Linked DNA regions of Homo sapiens: region 1 is linked to region 2. The links are chromatin contacts, found by POLR2A ChIA-PET in ENCODE. All regions are on one chromosome and are shown on one strand. The core of a region is the stretch at or near the end of the contact, and the rest is flanking DNA. Distances in the headings are between cores, read along the strand shown. Region 1 holds the start of FBXO5 (F-box protein 5). Region 2 overlaps LINC02541 (long intergenic non-protein coding RNA 2541).

Region 1 (6,858 bases), core at 1,011-3,510, about 39 Mb after region 2:
GGGTTTAAGTCTTGAGTATCGAAGGTATACAGTGCTATTTACTGAGTATGGAAAACTGAAGAAGTTAACTCTTAAAACCTCACTTTCCTCATCCATAAAATGGGAGTAAGACAATGAAACAGGACTAAATGCAAGGCAAAGTCCCTATCACAAGGGTCTAGTCAATACAATCTATTTTTAATCACATAAGCCAAATCCCTTCATATTCCTTACATTGACAATCATTAACATTTGAAAGTAGTAAAACACATTTCACAAAGAAGTATATATTTCAGAGTAACACATACTTTTCCATTAGAATGTATAGATTTAAGAATCAGATCCAAGTTTGAATGAAAATCCTTGCTTAGCCTTTTGACTAGCTTTGTGAACTTGGAATGTCCTATTCCTATTTTTCCCCCAAGTGCAGACACTAATAAGACTCATACATGGCATTGTTTAAACTTCTCATTTACCAACTCCCAGCCCAGTCATATAGAGAAAAGTAAATTTTACAATGTTTGATCTTACATTTAACTTTTCAATATAGACCTGATCCTCCATATCAAATATCATAAATAAGGCTGCAGTCCTTAAAAATCTTTGTAACTCTTCTGTTAAATAATTAAGTTCCAGTCTCTAATACCTACAGATAACGACCATGTGGTCAACGTTAGGCATGGCTATTCCTTAAGAATTTAAGAGGCCCAATGCTTGTGACCATAAAGTAATCTTTAAGAGAAAATTTTACAAAAGCCTCCTTTGAAAACTACTTGGAAGTAACATATATGTATTTTTAATTTCATCTCCTCAAACCTGTAAACTGGGGAAAAAATTCCAACAGGCAGTCATTTCTTTCTGAGGAGCAAGGTAGTAAAGACAATTAGAGTTATCAAAAAAGAAAAAAAAAAAACCCTCATAAGGCCATCAAGCTTCAGAATTTCGATGGTAGACTGACGATCCAGGATCTTCTAGAAATATATTTAATCTATTAAAATTAAAATTAAGTATTTTTTTCTAGAGTTCTTTTTTAATAATAGAGTCATTACAAAATAGTACAATGCCGAATTGCTAAATTTTTTCATTTTGGGTTATTTCTCAGGTAAAAATAAGTGCATATAGATTTTATTTAGAGGTAGCAACAAAGAGGATAAAAATAAGCATTTGAGTGCATTCCATTCTCTGCAAGCTTTGAAATAAAGGACTATCTAATTCTTCATGAGTTATCGGGAAAAAGTCACCAATTCTTCGATTCTTACAAAATCATCTTAATACTATGGACAAATTCAAGGTTCGTAGTAAAAATTGCTTTTTTTAAAGTCTTCCCTTTCCACTCCAGGCCCTGAGACTGGGTTAACGGGCAAAGGGAGAAAAAATTGGGAAAAAGTAACGTTTTTGTTTGGATGTCCCAGTTGAGTTTGGTCCAATGAGTTGGGGGGGTGTCTCTCCATTTGGCGGGAGTGGGGAGGGAGACCCTGGAACTCCTGAGGGATCGGTGGGGCTGCCCCTCAGGGCGCGGGACACGCGGAGGAGGCGGGAGATAACCGCGAGCGCGATCTCCCGCGCCCGCCAGCAAGGCTGGGACCGCGAAAAATCGGGGAAACTGCCTTTGGCTGTGAGGGTGCGGGGCAGATGTAGAAAAGGGGCGCAGGGGGAGAAGGTGAGGCACCTGGCCAGGCCCTGGGGGCTTCTCGCTCGCAGCCCTGTCACCGCCGGGGGCCCCGGGGTGGGGGAGGGGAGGGGCATTTGGCGCCTATTCAAGCAGGGTGGGGTAGGTGGGTCTTCCGAGGAGGAAAAAGGGCGCCCTGGGATGCCACGACCCGCACCTCCCGGGGCTGGAGTCCACGGTCGGCGTGGGTGGCGGGACCCCGCGGCCCGCCATCCCGCCCCTGCACATCTGGCTCTTCTGGCTTCCCCCCGACACCCAGCCGCCCTCCTCCCGGACCCAGGAACCGCTGCCGCCGCCCGAGGCCGGGCGTGTGGCATGGCCGCGCGTCCAGGCTCCGAGGGACGTCGGGTCAGGGTCTCAGGCTGCGACCCTCCCCGTGCACCCCTCCTGGCGTGCGCGCCCCCCTCGCGACCGCTCCCCTCACTCACTATCCGAGGGTCGAGGGCGCCCGGCGGCTGTCACTGCGCTGGGGCTGGCGCTGCAGGAGCAGCGGGGTGGCCGTAGGGCGCAGCTGCAGGGGCGCCGGCTCATGCCAGCCGACGTGGAGTCTGCCTCAGGTGGAGGAACCGCTCCGGGGGCAGCTGAGCAACCTGCCTGCTTCACAGACCTGTATCTCTTAAAAGGCGCCAGCTGGTACTTTTAAAATCTTTGAATTTGGTGCCTAAATCCGCGCGGTCCAATGAGACGCGTCGCTTGCATGCGCGCACCAATAGGAGGGCAGTGGGTGGGGGCGCCCTCGTCCGCGCCCAATTGGAGGCTGCCGAGGCGGGGCCGAGCCGCGAAGCCCAGCCCCCTTCCAGCTTACCGGCTCCCCACGTCCGGAAAGATGCTACGGCCGGGGGCGGGACCTCCGAGCACGGGGAGGCCGCGGCCCGGCCACACGTGTGGAGGGTCTATCACGCATGCGTGCGCCCGCCAAGATTCCTTCCGCCGTCTTCTGGACCGGCCTCCTGCAAGTCCTAATCTCAGCCCAAATTCAGCGCTGGCTTCCATCTGGAGATCTTTGATGGGTACAAATGGTAGCCGACTTTCTTCGATCATCTCTCGAACGGGAGTTCGGTGAGCAGCAACTCGGCTCGTCCGGGAATCCAGACTTTCCGGAAGACGGACCCTCCCCCCAGTCCAGCTTAGCCCGCCTCTCTAGGATTTACGCGCGCGCTCTGCTCTCCCTCCTAACTCGACCCTCCCCTTGACCCACGCCTCTGCGCAGGCGCCTTGGCGGGCTGTGGCTGCGGAGTTGGCGGGTCGGCGCCTGCGCACTGGAGTCCCCCGCGATTTTTTCCTCCGGGGTGGGCGAGGAGGCTGTGCGGCCTTCCCCAGCGGCTGTAGCAGGAGACCTGCGGCTGCATCTCCCAGGGCCTTCCGGCGGGGCCGAGGGTAGGACCGAGGCACTTCTTCCTTGCAAGCGCGTTTATTTGTATTTTCAACCACACTTCAGACGCTACTGGTTTATAGGAACGTTAAGTTTACTGAGTGTGCAGCTACGCTCCCCTGGGTTTTTGTTCCTTTCCTTAAAGGGCCAGGTGTAGGAGACAGTAGTCCTGCTCCCAAAAAAAGAATAAATAGAAGTGCCCGCCCTCTTGGGCTGGACCCCCGTGGCCAAGGGAGTTTTTAGTGATGGCTGGCATGGACGTCAGTATGAAAGTGTACCGGAGTATTAGTGATGCTTAACTTTTCACAATTTGAATATGCACTTAAGTAGGGCAGTGCATTCCCTGAACTCAGCTTTATGGCTACAGCCCAGTGAAGCAACGGGATGTGAACTCCAAAACGGCGAATCCTCCTTTGCTGTTTCCCTCTGGTGCCTTTCTGCAGCCTCGGAGTGAGTTCTTGGCTGTAGTCAGTTTTCAGTACCGTTAGTGACGAGTCCGGTGGGGCGCGGCCAGGATTAGGATGAATCATACAAGTGCTGGGTGGATCCTGTCTTTACCTAAAATTTTGATAATTAGTTGTGGGGCGCGGCCAGGATTAGGATGAATCATACAAGTGCTGGGTGGATCCTGTCTTTACCTAAAATTTTGATAATTAGTTCATCATGGGTTTTTTGCCTTTTTCATTTTTAAAAATGTTAAAATAGTGTCACTCTTGATGACTTAAATTTTTTTCATCCCCGTAAACGCACCTGAGGCCTGTGCTTCCTTGCCTCACCCTAACCTGGCCCTGGGGCTAGATCCTGGAGATTCAGGGTTGAAAAGACAAAGTCCTGTCCTTTAGGGAGTTTACAGAGACCAATGGGAAAGAAGTTGACAGTGAACAATTTCAGAACACGAAAGAGGATATGAAAGAATGTAATCGGGGGTAGAGAATGCAGATTAGTATAGGTTAAGGATTTTGGATGGTCAGGACGCTTTCTGAGGCTTTGAACCCAGATGCGTTGAACTGGCAATGCAGGGCTGCATAATAAGCAGAGGGAATAATAAGCAGAGGGAATGCCTGACTACGACTTAGTGAACAAGAGAGAGAGGAGATGAGGTTAGAGAGGTAGGCAGAAGCCAGATCCTGTGGGACCTTGTAGTTTTTCCATGCAGAGTTTAGACTTTCTTCTGATTGCAGTGGTTAGCTGTTGGAAGGATTTTGGCAAGGTAGTTATTTGTTGATAGAATATTGAAATTATAATAGCTTTTTTATGTAAAAAAAAGAATGTAAATGTTAGCCTTTCATTCTCACAATAGGTTAGCATTATTTTCAGTGTACAATGGTCGTGCTTCTCAGTGTGAGTTAATTCTCACTGTGGCTACCAAAACCACACAGCTAGTAAGCGGAGATTCGAGTGCCCGTCTGCAGGATTCAAAAAGTCCATGTCCTTTCCTCTTATGCTATGCTAGCCTATAACACTATCTGCTGGAGTCCTGGTTGGTTTTAGTACATTTCACATTACTTCACAGTTTGACCTTAGAGATAATTGTATTCACCTCTTCTATTTTCAGATGCTGGCATAAATACAAAATTCGAAGCAGGCAAGGTTTCTCATTACATTAGTTTTTATTTGTATTTTTTTGAGACTGAGTCTCGCTCTGTAGCCCAGGCTGGAGTGCAGTGGCGCGATCTTGGCCCGCTGCAGTCCCTGCCTCCTGGTTCAAGCGGTTCTCCTGCCTCAGCCTCCCAAGTAGCTGGGATTATAGGCATGCGCCACCACGCCTGGCTAATTTTTATATTTTTAGTAGAGACGGGGTTTCACCTTTTTGTCCAGGCTGGTCTTGAACTCCTGATCTCAACTGATCCATCCACCTCGGCCTCCCAAAGTGCTGGGTGGCATGAGCCACCGAGCCTGGCTCATTAAATTAGCTGAGCATCTGGAATATAACCTTTGGATCTTATCCTCAGCTTAGATTTGTTCTTCAGCAGTTTTTTTATTCTCTAGAAAAAGGCTGATATATTATTGGAGAAATCAAAATTTCTGTCATAATGTAATATAAAGAACCAAGCATGTTTTGTTGCATGCTAGAATAATTTGTTAGGTTTTTTTTTTCAGCTTATTGGGTTACTGCATCATTGACATTAAATAATGTTTGAGCTTTAATTATTATATTATTCATAACTGTCGATAGGTTCAGTTCACTGGCACCTGTTAAAATTCTCATCTAAGTGAGAAAGTTAGGGCCACTCTGGCGGGGTGTGGTGGCTCATGCCTGTAACCCCAGCACTTTGGGAGTCAGAGGCAGGAGGATTGCTTGAGCCCAGGAGTCAACATGGTGAAACCCCATCTCTACCAAAAACAAAAAAAGCAAAAATTAGCCAGGCATGGTGGTGCATACCTGTAGTCCCAGCTACTTGGGAGGCCGAGGTGGGAGGATGGCTTGAGCCCAGAGGCAGAGGTTGCAGTGAGCTGAGATCGCATCACTGCACTCCAGCCTGGCGACCAAAAAATAAAGGGCAAGGGGACATTCTGAATTTTACTAGAAGCCAATAGATGTATACACCTCATTTTTCAAATCAGCATCAATCAGTTGTTGGGTGTTTAGGTGGAACATGAAGTGCAGAGAGAACTGCCCTCATTCTTTCGTAAAATTCTTATCGCAGACCTATCACATGCAAAACAATGGGATATATGGAAATAAATGGGACATGACACCTGCCCTTGTGCTTATTATCTGTGGGCTTGCCACATAATAGCCATAATAGGTGTTCAGTAAATAATTTCTGAATACCAATCAGGCATATCTGTGGGGGTAAGGTGTATAAAATAAAGCTATGTGGAACACTGGATGAGTCAAATACATTTAAATTTGTGGAAATTTTGGCCGGGACTGGTGGCTCACACCTGTAATCCCAGCACTTGGAAGGCCTAGGTGGGCAGATCACCTGAGGTCAGAAGTTCAAGACCAGCCTGGCCAACATTGTGAAACCCCATCTCTACTAAAAATACAAAAAATTGGCCAGGCATGGGGGCGGGTGCCTGTAATCCCAGCTACTTGGGAGGCTGAGGCAGGAGAATCATTTGAACCTAGGAGGCGGAGGTTGCAGTGAGCCGAGATCACGCCATTGCACTCCAGCCTGGCCAGCAAGAGTGAAACTCCATGTCAAAAAGAAAAAAAAAAATTGTGGAAATTTTCATAGAAAAAAAGGAGTTACTTCTATGTACCAGGATAAGGGAATAATCTGTAGGACAGGGTTTCTTAACCTCAGCACATTTTTGGCCAGATAATTGTTGTAGGATGTTTAGCAGCATCTCTTTTATTCCATCTTCCAGTTGTGGTAACTGTCTCTAAACGTTGTCAGATGTCTCCTGCGGGGGCAAAAGACCCTCTGGATGAGAACCATGGCTGTAGGGGATGTCTTCTGAAGAAATGGGCACAAAGGAGGCCTACAACATAAAGAACAAAATAAGGGAAAGGGTAAATGCAGTTGCATTTATCAGGATAATTTAATTTGATGTGGCATGGGGGGTGGTGTATAAAGTGAGCTAATACAAAATGATGCTGGATACAGATCATGGATGTATTGTATACACAGTGGAAAGCTGGTTTTATTTGGGAGACAATGGGAGCTTTTACATTGTTGAGCAAAGGAGTGACGAGATCAGTCTTGCTTTTTAGAAAGATTAGTTTGGCAGTTACTTATTTGTAACCAGAATTAGACAGCAAATCGGATGCAGGGGAGAAGTCAGGTGACTATTAGTCTGCGAAGTAATTCTGGACAAGAGCAGTGGTAATGGAATTGAAAAGGATTAAAAGTGTTTACCAGGTTTTAGCAATAAATCCAATGCGAGG
Region 2 (6,650 bases), core at 2,254-4,753:
TTTTTTTAATCTTTTCAATAAAGGTCAGGTTTTGCTATGTTGCCCAGAATTGTCTCAAGCTCCTGGGCTCAAGTGATCCTCCTGCCTCAGCCTCCCAATGTGCTGGGATCATAGGCATGAGCCCCCACACCCAGCCAAGAGTACTTTTCTAAAGAGAGAAGGTCCATTTCTTTCAACAGATCCTCAAAGGGATCTGCATTGTGGTCATTCTTGGTTTTCACCTACCCAGCACGCCTCTCCTGATAACACAACACATTCCTTCCCCTTGAAGAAGTACCATTTGCCATTCTCAATTGATATGGTTTGGATAAGGGCCAATCCCACCACCTGCCTCCAAGATTAGCCCCCATCCAAACCATATGGATTGAGACTGGCCAAGCTGGGCCAAACAAAGCAAAAAGGACATATACTTCCCAACAAAGCTTCAAAACTTGTAGAATTTAAGCCATAAATGTTTATAGCCATCTTTGCCATCATGTGAGGAAGGCTGCCTAAAATAGAATAAGGAAGAAAGCTAAGTCAAAAGCTGAAAAAAGGCAAACTTACAGAACTTTTGTTGAAAGAGTTAATTTCAGCTAAAATTGAGGTCAATTCCAGCCTGGGACTTTTTGGTTACATAAGCAATAAAGTTCTGTCTTCCTGAAATCTGTTAGAATTTTCTTTCCCTCCTTTTCAGTGAGATTCAATCCTGCTAATTCAGTTTAAATCTCCCATACCCACCTCCCCCACTCACCAACAAATAAACAAAACTCCTAGTTTATTGTCCCAGATACTAAGCTATCCAACCCATGGGTTAGGTATTCAACTTAGCTTTATTAATCATAGGGCTCATTACTTTATGTATCCTGAAATACAAACTCCACCCCACCACCAGGCCACAGTTTACCATGCCCCTCATTTTACTTTATCTCCACATCCACTTCTTCCAACCTTGCAGAACCCAAAAACAGAGATCATGTTTTCCTCTAATTGACTCTGAGCCACTTACAGAATCACAAAAGCACCAAAATAGTTTCCTCCCTGTGTTTTCCCTCCATATTCAATATGTCAAAGTGATTATACATCCTGTGTCCCCAATTAACATAGTAGCATTCAATATTTAGTACACTCTGAATACATATTGGTGGAATAAATAAAATAAGCCATGCTGGAACTTTATCTGTTGTTCTTAAAAGAAAGAGAAGCTGCCAGAATTGGAGCTTGATCCAGGGGCTTCCCAGGGGACCATCCTCTAGGGAAGAAGATGTTGGTTTCATAGTTACTTGGTCCATTACAGTTCACAGAGGACAGTGCACACAAAATCAGAAAAGCAGGTGGGCTTATTGCAGTAAACGTGAAGCAATAGCTAGTTTCATTTTGATAGCACAAATTTTAGACCCTACCCTAATGAAACTATAATACATGAATAAAAAATGAAAGTTAATATATGAAAATGAAACCAATCATTACAATAAAAGGATGGGATTGAGGCTATATTTTCTAATTATGAAAAATCTCTTTTATGATATTTAATGTGATTTAAAGGATTTTCAAAACACTTAGTACAAATCTCTATGTAAATATTAATGTTTAAAAAATATTGCAGCCTAGGCAACATAGCAAGGCTCTGTCTCAAAAAAAATATTGCAGACTATTCACTTATGTTACAACATATACTCAAGTGGGAAATTCCCTGGTGACAAAATATCTAGAAAGTATGCCAATAAACACACACACACACACACACACACTTCAATTAAAGGAATGAGCCCATTTAATGAAATGGACTATCTCTTATCATGATATGTAAATAGCATTTCAGTTATAGAAAAAATACTACAAAAATCACTAGAGCAATTTTTTTCATTGCAAGACCTGAACATAAGGTGTATATTTTTGTAACTGTGTTTTTTAGAAAAGAAGAAGTAAAAGAAGAACCACCTGCACCTAGGTGGCAATTCCCCATCACAGGGGGAGGGAGCCAGTCTTGGCCACTGGGCACAGAAGAGACTGCTTAGGAAATCCCTGTGAGCTCTAAAGGAAGTAAGAAAACACAGAAATGCAAAGCTCCAATACTCCCCCACGTATCACAGACTCCTCTAAATTTCCCACTGGGTGTTTCAAGAGTTGGTCCTGGTGAGGTGGGAGGGGGAGACCAAAGGGAAGAGAAAAAAAAAAACAAAGGCCATTTGTGGGGAAGCTGAAAGGACATGGAGGTACAGAGGCAGAAATGGTGGCAGTGACGACATATGGGGCAAATATGCCCAGACCCTCAGCCTCCCCACTGCACCCACACTGTCCACAGGACAATCGGGGCAGGACCTTCATCTGTGTCCTCCGGTTGAGGGGTTGCCTACATAATCTGAAAGAGAAGCGTGAAACTCCAGAAGGGGAAAAAAATGCCTCTTTTGAAGGGGACTTCCCTTGCCAGTGAGGTTTCAGATCATGTTCTGTAACAGCCTACTGGCCTGTGACAGGGCCTCCAGGAAATGAGACAACTCAGATGCAGAGTACTAAGGGAAAAATTTCAGTAGTGGCTTGAGAAAACTAACTGTTGAGTCTGACAAAGCAAAGTTCTAAGATAGTGCGAAGTATAACTAGGGCTGCTTTGAAAAGGAAACCCAGAGAGCAAGGACAGGTGTCGCTTAGTTTTAAAAAATAATTAGAGCTTCTGTTTATTGAAAGCCTACCATGTGTCAGGAGCCTTGCATGCCTTATCTCTTACTCTTACATCAGATGATATGAAATTGACATTATTATCCCCATTCTCATCTGTAAAGTGAGAAAACATACTCAGATAAATTAAGTAAATTAGCCAACATCATCCAGTTCCAGGGCCACGATTCAAGCCAAGGTCCATCCGATACCAATTACTATGCTTCTGCCTTGGCCCTTCTGTCATTAATTCATGTGGTTCACTGTGAAAGTCATGGACTTCTTTAAACCTAGATTTCCCCTTATGACATGGTACAAGTAAGCCTAAAGTTAGATAAAATCATAGCCTATGATGAGCTAATTTAAGCTTCAATCTGTCTCTGTCACTAGCCAGTTCTGTGGAAATGGACAACTCAAGTAACTTCTCCAGGTCTCAGTGTTCCCATCTAAAAAGTGGGGTTGTAGTGGGCCTCTACAGCTCTTGACTTCTATGAGGCACACCGAGTCCTCACATGCCAACATAAAAAAGGAAATTTCAAAATTGTCTTTGTTTTTTAACAAAGTATATGAGGGGATTATTCCAGTTCTCTATGAATAATATATATATTTAAAGAGCCTATGTTTAAAAAATTAAAATGCTTTAAAACATTTTCTAGATGGCCTTACAAATGGAAAAAAAAAGTATTCCTAGCCAACCCTCTGTCAGCAGAAAGGCCACACAGAAAAAAGCAAATCACAATTCTTTACCCCTCTCAGCATAAATCATTACTCACCGTGGGAAAATGATTACTTGCCAGGAAGTAGAACCTATGAATCATTATACTGTTGTCCTCGACCTCTGATAGAGCAAGAATTAGGGGAAAGACTGAAAAGCTGGGGAGTGAACTCTGATTTGACAATAGTTCCACTCATGGCATCGTAAGGCAATGAAAACAGAAAGCTGATCGAGCCGTAGGGCTGTCAAGTCCCGGTGCTGCTGCAGTGCACGTCTGAACCCAGAGCAGAATGACATGGGCCCCTGACTTTCTGAGTCACTCCTTGGGTCTGAGTCTTCACAGCCCCAGAGTCATTTATCAGCAAATAGAAACAATGCCATCCCTGGGCTTGTCCCGACAGTCAACCTACTTGTTAATGCCTGTGTAAGAGATACCCAGCTTGGAAATAGGAGCAAAAGTCACAAGGAAGGGATTAAGTTGCCTAACATCAGCATTCATTTCCTAAAATAAAAACACATGAAAGATAGACACCACAAATATGTGTTCCCTTGTGGTATCAGCAAATATTGTGCTATAATTTCTCTACTGTTGCTAATAAGCTATGGCACACAACTGTAAATTCTTTTTTTTTTTTTTTTTTTTTGATACAGGATCTTGCTCTGCCATGCAGGCTAGAGTGCAGTGGCACAATAATGGCTCACTGAAGCCTCGACCTTTCAGGCTCAAGCAATCCTCCCACCTTGGCCTCCCAAATAGGTAGGATAGGGCAGGTGTGGTGGCTCATGCCTGTAATCCCAGCACTTTGGGAGTCTGAGGTGGGAGGATTGCTTGAAGCCAGGAGTTCAAGACCAAATAGCTAGCACTACAGGCATGAGCCGCCATGCCCAGCTAATTTTTGAGTCAGGGTCTCACTATGTTACTCAGGCTGGTCTCAAACTCCTGGGCTCAAGCGATCCTCCCACCTCTGCCTCCCAAAGTGTTGGGATTACAAGCATGGGAGCCACCTGTAGGTGGGTGAGGAGCAGTGATCCTCCCACCTCTGCCTCCCAAAGTGCTAGGATTACAGACATGGGAGCTACCACACCCAGCTTGCAAATACTTTTTATATTATGTTTTTCTACATGGCCTTTGATGTCTTTAGAAAATGTTTGTTTTAAGCAAGGATCTTTTTGTGACTAAAAGCACAGAAAAATACAACATAGTTAGTATGTTACACACCAAATATACAAAATCCTAGAAACTTATAGAAGGAGATAGGAAAATTGATCTTATAACTAATCTGAATATTGTTCTCTACTTTCCTTAATGTTTTTAAAGGTAGTGAAAGTAAAACTATATTGTTCTGATGATGTAGAAGGGAGAATGTTTAAAATTCCTCCCAGTTTCAGGAGGAGATATTAGAACCTGTCTTTATTATACTGCATTGATTAGAGGGAAGAGGGTATTACAGCCAAAGTGTTACCTAACCATTAGACTTTCACTGTATTTGATCCCACCTTCTTACTAGTTTAAATAAAATTTAAGCATGTACTACCATATATCTATGTTTTTATTTATGAATGACATAATCATTATTAATTTATTGTGAATAATATAAATCATTCATAAAAATTCATCTTTTTAAAGATTATATTTATTAATAATGATACATTTATATATTTTTATTATTCTCTTTTTCTGTACCTCAATAGATCATGTGCACCCCACTTTGGGACCACTGACCTTTTAGCTTGCTTGTCATGATAGAAGTCATCTACTAAAGGAACTCTGGAATGTTTGAGTCTCTAAATAATCTTGTTATAATCCAAAATAGCCTGTTAATTTCAAGATTGATCTTCAGGCGACTAAACTAAGCACTCATAAGAAATCACAAGGTAAAAGAGTTCAGGTCACTGTTTGGTTAGCTTACAAAGAGTTACTTCTATTTCCCTAAATGTTTTTGAATCACTGCCCTTTGGCTCTGAAGGGACAACTAAATATCATCTCATCAGTAATGCCATTTTCCCTCAAGTGTCTTTAACACAGAGCTGTTTCTCTAGAAGAGAACAAGGTTATATAAATGGGAGAGAACATGTCTCCCTCCAAGATAGTTATGCAACATGGGGAAGATTCCACAGAAGAGAGACAAGGCTGAACAGAGATGATGGTTCTTTTACTTGGACATGGTGATAACTTGAGTTTCTAGATAAACTTGAGTACTATTACTCAGTACTGGTACTGTTGGAAGAACACATAAAACGTCTGGCACAATCAGTGAAAGAAATATGGGCCTGGGTCCGGGTGTTAAATGGGTACAGGAAAGCACTAAACCTCTCACACTCACTCTACACCTACATGCCCCAAATCACAAAATTCCCCTACTTGAAGAGCGTACACTCCCCACTCAATTCACTTCCCATTTAAAAGTGTATTTGTTTGCTTTTCTAAAGATTCCTAGTGGGTTGGGGAAACTCACTAAACCACTATTAACACTTAGTGTGACCTTCAGGAAGAGGCCTCATGGACTAATAAATGTGCTAAGAGGATCTGAAATGTTGGTGATGGGGGTGTGGCAGAGAAGGAAGGATGAAAGGGAGAAACCCGTTTAGAAAGCCTATTGATTTCTAAGGGGGTAATGCTGGGGTGGGGGAAAGTAGTGAATAAATTATCTGACAGGCAAGCAACATCATTCACACTTTTGTTTAGAAATCATTCTAATGACAGCCACCCTAAATTTTGGTTCTATGTTGGGTTAGTTCCACAATCACTGAAATGAGGAAGTGAGCTCAACAATTTTGTAAACCTCAGAGTTGACAAGAAGTTATGAAAATTCCCAGTGGGGTTACATTAGACTCTAGCACTTACTTAAACAAGGAAAAGCAGGGAGATTCCATTGATGAATCATATCTAAGGGACAAGGGAGGCTGTAGGGTTTTCTCAGACAAAATGGGTCTTTACAAAATTGGAGAGAACCAAATGGAGTTAACAAGTTTGGAAGATACAGGTGTATTTCCCATAGAACATGAGAATGAACACTAAATGAGAAATTCTTGGAAACAAAGACTGATGCAAGAAGAATGCCTGGTTGGAAGTGAAAAAAGCAAGAGCAAAGATGCTGGTTCTGAGGCCAGAGGCAATGTTGGGGAAGGATCTTGGGACTGAGTCAGCTGGGACCAAGGAAGAGCCAACCATACCTGGATGGATTTAAGGAATGCTAAGACAGGTCCAAAGTTGGAGAGAAGAGGTAACCAGAGAGCCTGAGGACAGGGCCAGACACTGTAATACCAAATTCCTTACAGAATCAGCAGGGTAGCACAATGT

The links. ChIA-PET counts read pairs that join two places held with the same protein, here RNA polymerase II (POLR2A).
Region 1: POLR2A ChIA-PET joins it to region 2 with 10 read pairs in activated CD4-positive, alpha-beta T cell. The contact joins the promoter of FBXO5 here to the enhancer-like site in region 2. POLR2A ChIA-PET finds 5 or more read pairs at or near these places in 2 of 52 experiments (CD4-positive, alpha-beta memory T cell and activated CD4-positive, alpha-beta T cell).

The regions. Positions count from the first base shown.
Region 1 is chr6:152,980,781-152,987,638 of GRCh38, forward strand. FBXO5 (F-box protein 5) reads right to left here and starts at 2,261. Exons shown (of 5, transcript NM_012177.5): 1 at 2,077-2,261. The coding sequence starts at 2,179. It overlaps MTRF1L (mitochondrial translation release factor 1 like), which reads right to left. Exons shown (of 7, transcript NM_019041.7): 7 at 6,582-6,858. RefSeq lists silencers at 1,695-1,764, 2,245-2,564 and enhancers at 2,595-2,814, 3,105-3,224, 3,755-3,854.
Region 2 is chr6:113,628,893-113,635,542 of GRCh38, forward strand. All of the region lies in intron 1 of LINC02541 (long intergenic non-protein coding RNA 2541), which reads right to left. Among named protein-coding and RNA genes, the nearest start is that of LINC02541, 18 kb to the right of the region's middle. RefSeq lists enhancers at 2,084-2,383, 2,404-2,543, 3,414-3,463, 6,029-6,078. Within about 2 kb of position 3,504, at least 26 of the 41 ENCODE cell types and tissues checked have a DNase peak (open chromatin) inside an H3K27ac peak, as active enhancers do.